2 separate regions of the Homo sapiens genome follow, and region 1 is linked to region 2. The links are chromatin contacts, found by Hi-C or POLR2A ChIA-PET in ENCODE. All regions are on one chromosome and are shown on one strand. The core of a region is the stretch at or near the end of the contact, and the rest is flanking DNA. Distances in the headings are between cores, read along the strand shown.

Region 1 (6,434 bases), core at 2,014-4,513, 270 kb after region 2:
TTATTTATTTTTATTGATCATTCTTGGGTGTTTCTCGCAGAGGGGGATTTGGCAGGGTCATAGGACAATAGTGGAGGGAAGGTCAGCAGATAAACAAGTGAACAAAGGTCTCTGGTTTTCCTAGGCAGAGGACCCTGCGGCCTTCCGCAGTGTTTGCGTCCCTGGGTACTTGAGATTAGGGAGTGGTAATGACTCTTAACGAGCATGCTGCCTTCAAGCATCTGTTTAACAAAGCACATCTTGCACCGCCCTTAATCCATTTAACCCTGAGTGGACTCAGCACATGTTTCAGAGAGCACAGGGTTGGGGGTAAGGTCACAGATCAACAGGATAAGAATTTTTCTTAGTACAGAACAAAATGAAAAGTCTCCCATGTCTACCTCTTTCTACACAGACACGGCAACCATCCGATTTCTCAATCTTTTCCCCACCTTTCCCCCCTTTCTATTCCACAAAACCGCCATTGTCATCATGGCCTGTTCTCAATGAGCTGTTGGGTAAACCTCCCAGACGGGGTGGTGGCCGGGCAGAGGGGCTCCTCACTTCCCAGTAGGGGCGACCGGGCAGAGGCGCCCCTCACCTCCCGGACGGGGCGGCTGGCCGGGCGGGGGGCTGACCCCCCCACCTCCCTCCCGGACGGGGCGGCTGGCCTGGCGGGGGCTGACCCCCACCTCCCTCCAGGACGGGGTGGCTGCTGGGCGGAGACGCTCCTCACTTCCCAGATGGGGCGGCTGCCGGGCGGAGGGGCTCCTCACTTCTCAGACGGGGCGGCTGCCGGGCGGAGGGGCTCCTCACTTCTCAGACGGGGCGGCTGCCGGGCGGAGGGTCTCCTCACTTCTCAGACGGGGCGGCCGGGCAGAGACGCTCCTCACCTCCTGGATGGGGTCGCGGCCGCGTAGAGGCGCTCCTCACATCCCAGACGGGCGGCGGGGCAGAGGCGCTCCCCACATCTCAGACGATGGGCGGCCGGGCAGAGACACTCCTCACTTCCTAGATGGGATGGCGGCCGGGAAGAGGCGCTCCTCACTTCCTAGATGGGATGGCGGCCGGGCAGAGATGCTCCTCACTTTCCAGACTGGGCAGCCAGGCAGAGGGGCTCCTCACGTCCCAGACGATGGGCGGCCAGGCAGAGACGCTCCTCACTTCCCAGACGGGGTGGCGGCCATGCAGAGGCTGCAATCTCAGCACTTTGGGAGGCCAAGGCAGGCGGCTGGGAGGTGGAGGTTGTAGCGAGCCGAGATCATGCCACTGCACTCCAGCCTGGGCACCATTGAGCACTGAGTGAACCAGACTCCGTCTGCAATCCCGGCACCTCCGGAGCCTCAGAAAGAAGTTTAGAACAGCGGTCGGAGTTCAGTCCTCAGTTCCCCCTTATCAGAGGTCTCTGTACCAGTGTACCCATTTAGTGGAGGTCCAAATTCTGAAAAACAACTCAAGAATATATGCTAAGGTGTTATCTTTAGTTTCTCTTGGGAACCAAATATTCGTGTGACTCTAACTTCCTTGGCTATTGTTTTAAGCTACTGTTACCGTCTTGCTTATCAAATTGCTCATTTACTTGTCAAGGCTAGCTAGGTGACTGTAAATTCCCTTGAAGGAACTCAAGATTTTATTTCCCTGCTTGGGGTTGGGGGTGGAGGAGGGTGCTGCAAGCCCTTAAGAGGGGTCCCTGCTCCGTCTCAATACTTGCCCAATAGCTCTGAGAATTCTTGCTAGTGGGGCATGTGAAAGGAACCTGTGCTCCCTCTGCCACGAGTCTCTGCTTCCACTGCCTTTCTGGCATCTACTCTGGGCTCTGCCTCTGCATATCTCGTTCCTTTTGCATAGCCTATGTACTTACTCAACTCCCATACAAACCCCTCAGTCTCCAGACTGCCACTGGTCATGGCTGTGCGTGTGGTGCAAGCTTTAATGAAGATTTGGGCACCGGTGTGTGTATGTGCACGCATGTGTGTGCATGAGTGTGTGTGCATGTGTGCATGTGTCTGTGCATGAGTGTGTGTGCGTATGAGTGTGTGCATGTGTGTGTGCGTGCATATGTGTGCATAAGTGTGTGTGCATTCATGTTTGTGCATGTGCATATGTGTTAATTTCCTAGGGCTGCCATAAAAAGTAACACAAACTGAGAGGCTTAAACAATAGAAATTTCTTGTCTCATTGTCTCACAGTTCTGGAAGCTAGACACCTGAGATGAAGGTGTCTGCAGGGCTATGCTGTTTCTAACAGGTGCTAGGGAAGGATCTGTTCCAGGTCTCCCCTCCAGCTTCTGGTAGTTTCTTGGCTTGTGGCAGCATCACTCCTGTCTTCATATGGCTGTCACCGTGTGAGTGTCTGTGTTCAGATTTCCTCCTTGTATAACCACAGTAACATTGGATTAGGGGTCTACCCTACTTCACTATGACCTCATCTTAATTAACTATATCTGCAATGACCCTATTTCCAAATAAGATCATATTCTCAGGCACTGCGGGTTAGGACTTTAGCATATGAATTTTCAGCGGACACAATTCAACCCATAATTGTGTGTTTGTATGTGTGCGCATGTGTGGTCATGGTTAGGGATGTTAGATTACAGAATAGAAGGGTAAAACACTTTGAACTGCATACTCAACCATCCCAGTTCTCAAAAGTCCTCAGCCTTTCTGTCCTCTGAGGGCGCATCCTGTGTCCTGCCTTCCCCACAGCCTCCTGCCATGCAGTGGGACACCTTCTGGCCCTCTTCTTGGGATTTTCCCTGCTTCTTCATGGCTCATTCAGCTCCAACTCCAAAAATCACTGTGCATTTCTGATATAAAAGTTTCACTATTTTCCTCCCCAGGCCAACCATCCAGGCCTGGTCTAGAGGGCCATCTTAATAACTAAAAAGTCCACTAGAGATGTTTCTAACAAAGACAGTTCTCTTGCTGAGGAGGAATTCTGTGGTCAGCTCTGATAGTAACACTTTTTTTCTCTTCCTTTCATCAGTTAAATGAAATTATTTATTAGCCTAAATGTTTTATGCACTAGTTTCTGTTATTTCTGGGTATATTTAAAAAACAATGCCTCCTGTACAAAATCAGAAAAAAACAGAAATGATAGTGAGGACAGGTTGTGCCTCATGGGCCAGGGATGGACAGCTTATTACCCCTCCTTCTACTGGAAACATACTAATAAATACGATAACTCTTTCCTGCCAGGCAAGGTCATGGTTTCAGAACCGTTCTCTATAGAGTTGACTCAGGCCATCGTTATGAGTTCATTAGAGCTGATATGAGAGATTAAGTCAATTTGCCATCACTGTTCTAGACATTCTGTGGAGGGAATTTTATGCTTCTGGTGATGACTTCTATTTGTGTTCATTAACAGTTGCTAGTGTTTGGAAATGAATATAGGGTGGACAATGTGATTTCTGTATTAGTCAGAATAGGCTGAGTCATGCAATGGTAAAAAATGACACCCAAATCTTGGTAGCTAACATGAATAAAGGTTGATTTCTTGCTCATAACACGTGTCCTTTCAGGATCACCTGAAGTTCTGCTCCATATCCCCTTCATTCAGGGACTCAGGCTGACGGAGCAGCCTCTACCTGGAATATTGCTGCTCTCGTAGCAGAGGGAGAGAGGACATGGGCGAACAATAAGCTGGCTCTTTAAAGCTTCTGCTTTTAAGTGAGCCAAGTCAATTCCACTCACATTTCATTGGCTAAGCAAAATGTCAATGCGGAGAGGAAGTATTAATTCTTCCTCAGAGAGGGGCAGCAACAGCATTAAAACAGTTTACATCAGGTACCTAATTTTTGTTATTGATCTTAAATGTCCGAGAAATGAAGTGAAAGAAAATGGAGACCTTTTATATTAATTTTAATGGCTCTTCTTTACTCTTCTTACTATATGTGGTAGAATTCTTATGAGGCTTAAAGAATAGAAATACATATTTGATGGGATTGACATCAGAACCTTTATTATTTAATGCCTTTTCTGTAGCAGGAATGTAACTAGTTTTAAGAGAAGGCTACTTAATGGTCAAAATAGTTGTATTAATGAAGGACTAAGATAATCATGGTTAAATCCCAACTCTAATGATCTAATACAACACTGTTGTTATTTATCTTCATAGCAAATTATGGTAAACCTAACATTATTATCCTAATGAAACATATGTTGTACTTTTTTACATGCTTTTGCTAGGCAAATCATATTTTCATATCAAAATACATTAAGGCAGATATTAAAGGGTAGGTGCAGTGGCTCATGCCTGCAATCCCAGCACTCTGGGAGGCCTAGGCGGGCAGATCACTTGATGTCAGGAGTTCGAGACCAGCCTGACCAACATGGTGAAACCCCATCCCTACTAAAAATACAAAAAAAATTAGCTGGGTGTGGTAACACATGCCTGTAATCCCAGCTACTGGGCTGAGACAGGAGAATCGCTTGAACTCGGGAGGCGGAGGTTGCAGTGAACCAAGATTGCACCACTGCACTCCAGCCTGGGTGAAAGAGCAAGACTCTGTCTCAAACAAAACAAAAACAAACCAAAAAAAAAAAAAACCCAGATATTAAAAAATGATCACTTGCTGTGATAATTATTCACTTCATTCCATTAATGTTAGAGTTTCAGCAGGTTACATGCAAAGCAGAAAGTTGCTAAAGTGTGTTTGGAAGAACATTAGTTTAGAAGACTGCTGATAAATATTGAACCAAAAAAAATTTAGTAATTCAAAGGTTCAGGGAATATTTGGTTAAACACAGTAAATAGGATTCTTTGATTCAAGATATATCAGAACTTTAATAATGTGTCATTAGTGCATAAGCCCTTTGTCAAGCAATGTTCTGTAGAAAACACTTTGGGAACTGCTGGCTCAGATTTTAATCTGTGTGTGGTGGGGATCTCCATCTCACTTCATTTTTATTTCTTTTTATTTTAGTTTTTTGTTTCTTTTTTTTTTTTTTTTTTTTGAGATGGGACCTGGGTCTGTTGCCCAGGCTTGGAGGCAGTGATGCAATCACAGCTTACTGCAGCCTTGACCTCCTGGGCTCAAGCTATCCTCCCACCTTGGTCTCCCAAGCAGCTGGGACTATAGGCATGTACCACTACACCTGGCTAACATTTTATTTTTTAGTAGAGACAGGGCCTCGTTATGTTGCCGAGGCTGGTCTGGAACTTCTTGGACTCAAACGAACCTCCTGCCTCATCTTCCCAAAGTGCTTGGATTACAGGCATGAACCTCCACGCCCAGCCTCCATTTCACATGAGCCTTCCAAACCCATGGCCATTTTGGGGTCTACCATCACCCAACATGCCCGGAATCACCAGTTCAAGCTTTCCCTTTCTGGCCACAGCATCTTTTCCTGCCAGCCTGCTTTCAACCAGTCCCAGTACAACCACTTGTCAACCTCACTGGAACTCCAATCCTTGCGGACTTCTGTTTACTTCTAATCATTCTGTCTCCTGCTGTCTTGATTTCCTGCTTATCACCTTAGACTGCATGATACATTGTTTTAGTAACATACCTGGTCAATGATCTAAAGGCCCTTTCTATCCTATCTCTTAGTTGGGTTTGGTGAAACCCAACTAATAGCTGATGATCCTTCTATATTTCCCTGTTCAGCTTACTTTTTACTCTCCTACTCACTGTAATGACTATTCCAAGGCTTTTCTGCTTCCTGGATTCCACAACCACCTCCCTCCACTCCCTCTGCATGCCCTATCTCCTTTAGGGCCTGGTGTTCCTAATTCTGAAAACTCCCTATAGCGATCCCCATTCTAGCCTCCTTCTCCCCTGTTGGGACAGTAAAAATGTTTCTCCCCATCTAAGAACAATACCTTTCTGGGGAATTTTGACTCTCATACCCTCCCAACTTTCCAAACACCTTGTAGTATTGATTATACCTTCTCTCTTTTTCTCTTTTTTTTTTTTTTTTTGAGACCAAATCTTGCTCTGTCGCCCAGGCTGGAGTGCAGTGGCATGATCTTGGCTCACTGCAACCTCCTCCTTGCAGGTTCAAGTGATTCTTCTGCCTCAGCCTTCCGAGTAGCTGGGATTAAAGGCACGCACCACCACGCCTGACTAATGTTTGTATTCTTAGTAGAGATGGGGTTTCACTATGTTGGCAAGGCTGGTCTTGAACTCTTGACCTTGTGATCCGCCCACCCCGGACTCCCAAAGTGCTGGGATTATAGGCGTGAGCCACTGTGCCTGGCCCACCTTCTCTTTCTTATATAGACTCAATCTTACTTTTCAATTGCTCTTTCTCATCAGCCATCAGCTTTGAGATATGCTTAAGTCCCATTTTAAAAAGGAAGAAAGAAGAAAGGGAGAAAAGGAAGGAAAGAAAAACCTTCCTCTGACATTACATTCTCTCTAGCTAGTCCTGCCTTTGCATAGACAAAATTCTCATTGTCTCCATTTCTTCTTCCATGCATTCCTCAATTTGCTCCTATCTAGTTTAAAAAAA
Region 2 (6,395 bases), core at 1,896-4,395:
CATGGATTCTTTAATTATTCTATTTTTACATTTCTTATCAATTTATCTTGTCAACACTTATCCTACCCAAGCTCCGTAAGAACTTTAGGATTTCTATGAAGCAATATAGATAATAAAGTGTTATAATACTCCACAGGTAAAGGCTTTTGCCTTAAAGACAGTAGTTAGTTGTAGATAACAGGTTATTAAGGGGCCAGGCGCGGTGGCTCACACCTGTAATCCCCACACTTTGGGAGGCTGAGGCAAGATAATTCCTTGAGCCCAGGAATTTGAGGTTACAGTGAGCACACCACTGCACTCCCGCCTGGGTGACACAGTGAGACCCTGTCTCTTGTAATTTAAAAAAAAAAAAAAAAAAAAAAGGAAAAAGACCAAAAAGGAAAGTTATTTATAGAATGGTATTTCAAAACTCTTCTGGCCAGAGTTTTTTACTCACACAGGCATTAAACCAACTATTATTCACTCTTCAAAGTACTTAAAATTACAACAGACCTTTACTTACTTGGCTTAACATTGGTCTTTTCTGGAACAAGCCCTTGAGATGTCTCATCTAATTCAACAAGAATTCTACCTTCCAAGGTTGGAATGTTTACATCTTTCAAACCAAAGTGTCTATTTCGTTCGTATTCCTTATGTCTATTTTCTTTCTGAGACAGTGATTTCCTATGAGCAATTTTAGTTCTAATCATTTCAGTACTTATATCCTTCCTGTGTCGACTGGCAAAATGTGATGAAGACATCCTGTCAAGGAAAAGGACAAAACCCAACTTACATGAATTTTCATTATTTAAAAAATTAAGATTACAGTTCATTTCCTGTCCCACTTCAGGGCCTTCTGAAATAAAAATATAAAATGTGCAATGAAATAAATATGTAACACTGAAAAGTGAGAAGAAGATTATCAGAGAATAAGAAGCTACCTATTTGGGGGTTTTAAATAGGAACTTGCTTGACCAGTGAAGAGAAAGCCAGTAAGTGATAGTCCAGAATAAAAGAGGCTCTGGGCTTACCACAGAGAACACTGCAAAAAGAAAAGCGTGAAATAAAGGTGAAAATAGGTTAAGTGAAGGACCATGTACACAAGGGTTTCCTTACCCATGATGAGGAATGCAGGTAGTCTAACATTTCTTCTAAAGCCAAAAGAAAACCAAAAACAAACAAAAACCCCACACCAGGTACCTATTAGTCATATAGGGATAATCAATAGGCAACCGGATACAGATAGAGTTGGATAGAGAGGCACAGGGCAAAGTATGTGGAAAGGAACAAGGAGCTTCCATGCTCTCTCAGGTAGCACCACTGTTTAGGAACCTTCATGTATTCACCTAAGAAGCTCTCCAAACACAGGTGTTTTTTTTTGGTTTTTATGGCAGCTTCATTACATAAGCATGAGTGATTAAATCATTGACCACTGGTGATCAAGTCAACCTTCAGCTCCTCTCCCCTCCCCAGAGGTTGTGAGGTGGGGCTGAAAATGCCAACTCTCGAGAAATCCTGCCTTGGTCTGTCTAGTGACCAGCCCCAATCCTGAAGCTATTTAGAGGCATCCAGCTATCAGTCAATCATTAGCATACAAAAAGGTACCACTTTGAAGACTCCAAGGATTTTAGTAGTTGTTTGCCAGAAAACAGAACAAGACCAAATATATAGTTCACAATAACCCTATCAGTTTGCTCCATTATTTTCATCCATACAAGAAATCATACAGTTTAGGCCGGCACGGTGGCTTAGGCCTGTAATCCTACCACTTTGGGAGGTCGAGGCAGGACTGCTTGAGCCCAGGAGTTTGAGACCAGCCTGGGCAACATAACACGACCCCGTCTCTATAAATTTTAAAAAAGAAAAGCCATACACACACACACACACACACACACACGCACAAAATCATATAGTTTAATTGGCACATGCCTTTTTCTTGGAAAGATCTTTGAGAATGTATTCAAGCAAAACAAAAGAGGACAATAAAGACGACGTCAGTAGATCCAACTAGGGAGAACAAAGAAAATTAGAAAGTTTGAGGGGGTCACCTGTGTAGCTGGTATAGAGAACTACCAAGCCAAACTGGAGAAAGGATACTGATTCTCAGAAGTCTTGGCAGTTAAAAAACAAAAACAAAAAAAGGTAAGGGGGAGGCTCTGTGATAGACACACTATGGTATATTCTTCAACAAGAATTAACTAAATCCACTAGAAAACTCCAGATAATAGAAAAATTGGCACAAGTAATGCAATACATTGTTACATGATTCTAAGCAATCAACAAAATATAAAAAACGAGAATCTGTCTGACCTGCATGCTAATAACATTCTCCTCTAAGACCCAAGGAAAGTGACAATGGACTGTGCTTTTCATAAAGAACTGTCTTCTACTATTTATCTCCTGCAATATTAATTCGCTAAAGATTGAAGAAAAATTAAGACTTATGTATTAAATACAGGATAGCACTATCCACAGCAAGAGAAAGAGCGAGCGAGGACAACATTAAAGGTACAATTATCAGAATAACCCTGAAAGGTAGTTAACTATTATCGCTCTCATACAGATGAGGTCAATTAACTGCTCACATTAGCATATCTAAAAGGTGGTGAAGCTGGGATCCCAAGCAAGGCAGCCCTGGCTCCACACACACCTAAATTTTGTTTGGCTGAGTGGCGTTTCCTCCAGCTTGAAAGTCCAGAATGCGTTAATCTTGCTTGACTAGAGGTTCTCAACCGGGCGTTTTTAGTTGCCATGGGACCTGGGAAGAGCTACGGGAATTTAATGTCGGAGCTAGTGAAGAACAGTTTCACCCCAAAGGTCAATTACGCCCCGGTGGTGAAACGCTGACTATTACAGAGGTCAGGGCAAACATATGGACTCTTCTAAAGGCTCGCATTATCAGCTTCGGGAAGGGCAGGTAACACGGTCCTAAAGGAGCCTGCCTCTGACTTGCTCCCGCTCGCAGCCCCCGGTCCTCAGACCCTTCTAGACCTTCAACGGAAGCGGGCCAGTGTTCTCCGTCCAGCTCTCCAGCACCCACCTACCTGAGCCACCTTCTAGCGTGAAACCTCAACCAAACAAAAAGTAAAGAACACTCGGTCTGGACGACCACCGCCGACTCCGAAGCAGGAACCCTCACAACCCGAGCCTCCACGAAATTCAAACTTGCCGCACCGAGCCGCTGATTGGAGGGGCTTTAACCAACACTTCCGGGGAAGATCCCACCCCTTCCACTCAACGAGGCTTGCGATTGGTTTGCTCCGTGCGATATTTGAATTGATTGAAAGGTGAAGGGCCAGTTCAAAAGATGGGTGAGAGAGGGAAAATAGGCGGGACCGCGACGCGGGATGAGAAGGAGTGGAGCAGTCGGGGCGCTCACGTCAGGTGAAGGGCGGGAGTGGGCGGTGGAGCCCGAGGGGTGAGGCTGGGTCCCTGGCAAAGCTGGGCTGCGGGAAATCTCCCCCAGAGCTCGCAAGGCTTTTTTTTTTTTTCTTTTTTCTTTTTTTTGAGACAAGGTCTCTGTCCCTTAGGCTGGAGTATAGTGGGCACCGACCACTGCTCACTGCAGCCTTGAGCTGCTGTGTTCAAACCATCCTCCCACCTCAGCCTCCCGAGTAGCTGGGACTATAGGCGCGCACCACTACGCCTGGCTAACTTTAAAAAAATTCCGTAGAGACAGGGCCTCACTACGTTGACCAAGCTGGATTCAGGGCTTTTTAATGTCCTTGTTTAGTCACAGAATCTAGCAGACCTTCTTGGAATGTTTTCTTTACTAGACGTTTTAAAGAAAAGGCTTACCCCAATTATCAAATCCTTACATAGTTTAGCGTTACTTTTCAACGTCGCCAGCCCCCCTCCCCTTTTTTTTCTTTTTTAGTTCATTTTTTGTTGAGGCGAAGTTTTCGTATACAGTGAAAATAATAGTTTTTCCCCCCCAGTGGACAATTTGATGAGTTTGGTAAATGTAAACAGCTGTGTAACTACCACCCAATCAGGACGTAGAGCATTTCCATCACTCAGAAGAGTGGCCTGTTTCTTTCCTGTCCATCTCCCACCACATCAGCAACCACTCCTCTTATTTCTAGCACTATAAAAATGAAGGTGATAGGTACTCTTTTGGGTCTGCGTGAACCAGAAGTTAGTAGTGTTTGTTATTGAGAGGCATTCCATTGAATACTTTATGCATTCACCAGTTGATGGATTTGTATTGCTTTCAATTTTTGGTGATGATGAGCAAAGTTGCTATAACCATTCTCGTACAAGTCCTTGTGGGCATATTTTATTTATCTTGAGGAAATACAGGAGTGGAATTTCTGGGTCATTCTGGGTATGTTTAACTTAAAATTTTTTTTTTTTTTTAGAAGCAGGGTCTCTCCGTCCCCCAGGCTAGAGAGCAGTGGCACAATCATAGCTCATTGCAGCCTTGGCCTCTTGAATAGCTGGGACTATAGGCGGGTGCCGTCACCCATGTCTAACTTTGTAAGGAATTGCCAAGCAGTTTTCCAAAGTGGTTGTACCATTTTACAATTCCCACCAGCCACATATAAGAGTTCCACTTGTTTCACATGCTTTCCAGCACGTGGGGTTGTCAGTCTCTAATGTTCACCCTTCTGGCCAGGCACTGTGGCTTGCGCTTGTAATCCCAGCACTTTGGGAGGTCAAGGCGGGGGGATCACGAGGTCAAGAGATCAAGATCACCCTGGCCAATATGGTGAAATGCCGTCTCTGCTAAAAATACAAAAATTAGCCGGGTGTGGTGGTGCGCGCCTGTAGTCCCAGCTACTCAGGAGGCTGAGGCAGGAGAATCGCTTGAATCCAGGAGGTGGAGGTTGCAGTGAGCTGAGATCGCACCACTCCACTCTGGCCTGGGTGACAGAGTGAGACTCCATCTCAAAAAAAAAAAAAAAAAAAAAGAGACTGAGAATGGTGGCTCATACCTGTAATTTCAGCACTTTGGGAGGCCAAGATGGGAGAATCAGTTGAGGCCAGGAGTTCAAGTCCAGCACTGGCAACATAGCAAGACCCCATCTCTACCAAATAATAATAATAATAATAATACAATATTAGCTGGGCATGGTGGCGCACATCTCTAGTCCCACTACTTGGGAGGCTGAAGTGGGAACATCACTGGAGCCCAGGAGTTTGAGGTTACAGTGAGCTATGATCGCACCACTGTACCCTAGCCTGGACAAAAAAGTAGGAACCTGTCTCAAAAAAAAAAAAAGAAAAGAAAACTATTCTGCTATTAAGAAACTCTGATGCATTCTTCAGCATGTCAATTATATTTTTTGACCCTAGAATTTCTGCTTCTTTTAAATTATTTCAGCTTCTTTGTTAAATTTATCTGATAGAATTCTGAATTCCTTCTCTGTGTTATGTTGATTTTCTTTGAGATTCCTCAAAACAGCTGCTTTGAATTCTCTGCCTGAAAGTTCCTATATCTATGTTTCTCCAGGATTGGTCCCTGGTTCCTTATTTAGTTCATTTCATGAGATCATGTTTCCTGGATGGTGTTAATGCTTGTAGATGTTCATTGGTGTGTGGGCATTGAAAAATTAAGTATTTATTGTAGTCTTCACAATCTGGGCTTGTTTTTGGCTGTCCTTCTTGGGAAGGCTTTCAGGGTGTTTGAAGGGACTTGTGCCCCAAGCCTAATAATGCTGTGGTTTTTTCAGACTTGTAGAGGTACCACCTTGATAGTCTTGGCAAAGATCTGGAAGAATTCTCTGAATTACAGGCAGAGACTCTTGTTCTTTTCACTCACTTGCTCCGAAATAAATGGAATGTCTCTCTCTGCTGAGCCAGCTGGAACTGAGGGTGGTGGCTCACTGTGGCCACCACCACTGGGACTGTGCTGGATCAGACCTTAAGCCAGCACCTATCATGGCAGTGAGTTCCCCTAGGCCCCGGCTGTTCCCAGAGCTGGGCTGTCTGGGAGCCAGGGATTGGAGTCAGAAATCTTAGCAATTTACCTGAAGTTCTTTTTATTATTATTATTATTATTTTTTTAAGGTGGAGTCTCTGCCGCCCAGGCTGGAGTACAATGGCGCAATCTCAGCTCACTACAACCTCTGCCTCCCAGATTCAAGTGATTCTCCAGCCTCAGTCTCCTGAGTAGCTGGGATTACAGGCGTCCGCCACCACACCCGGCTAATTTTTGTATTTTTATTAGAGACAGGGTTTCACTATGTTGGCCAGGCTGGTCTTGAACTCCTGACCTGGTGATCCACCCACCTCGGCCTCCCATAGTGCTGGGATTACAGGTGTGAGCCACTGCGCCTGGCCTACCTGATGTTCTATTCTACTGTAGCTAACCTGGCATTCAAACCATAATACAAGCCCTTTCAACTCTTCCCTTCCCTTTCCACAGGCAGAGGAGCCTCTCCTATAGCCACCACCACCACCTGTTCATGGGG

Evidence for each region. Hi-C counts contacts between places; a loop is a spot of excess contacts on that map. ChIA-PET counts read pairs that join two places held with the same protein, here RNA polymerase II (POLR2A). Pooled maps may share reads with other maps.
Region 1: a pooled map shows a loop between it and region 2 (2.5-fold over the local background). The contact joins the enhancer-like site here to the promoter of DLGAP5 in region 2. A Hi-C loop is called at or near these places in 3 of 50 pooled maps. POLR2A ChIA-PET finds 5 or more read pairs at or near these places in 3 of 52 experiments (K562, activated CD4-positive, alpha-beta T cell and naive thymus-derived CD4-positive, alpha-beta T cell).

The regions. Positions count from the first base shown.
Region 1 is chr14:55,455,713-55,462,146 of GRCh38, forward strand. No RefSeq gene overlaps it. Among named protein-coding and RNA genes, the nearest start is that of TBPL2, 18 kb to the left of the region's middle. Within about 2 kb of position 3,264, at least 4 of the 41 ENCODE cell types and tissues checked have a DNase peak (open chromatin) inside an H3K27ac peak, as active enhancers do.
Region 2 is chr14:55,188,440-55,194,834 of GRCh38, forward strand. DLGAP5 (DLG associated protein 5) reads right to left here and starts at 3,146. Exons shown (of 19, transcript NM_014750.5): 1 at 3,024-3,146; 2 at 503-741. The coding sequence starts at 740. LOC105370508 (a long non-coding RNA gene) reads left to right here and starts at 3,234. Exons shown (of 2, transcript XR_943888.3): 1 at 3,234-3,363; 2 at 6,350-6,395. RefSeq lists enhancers at 2,336-2,889, 2,890-3,442.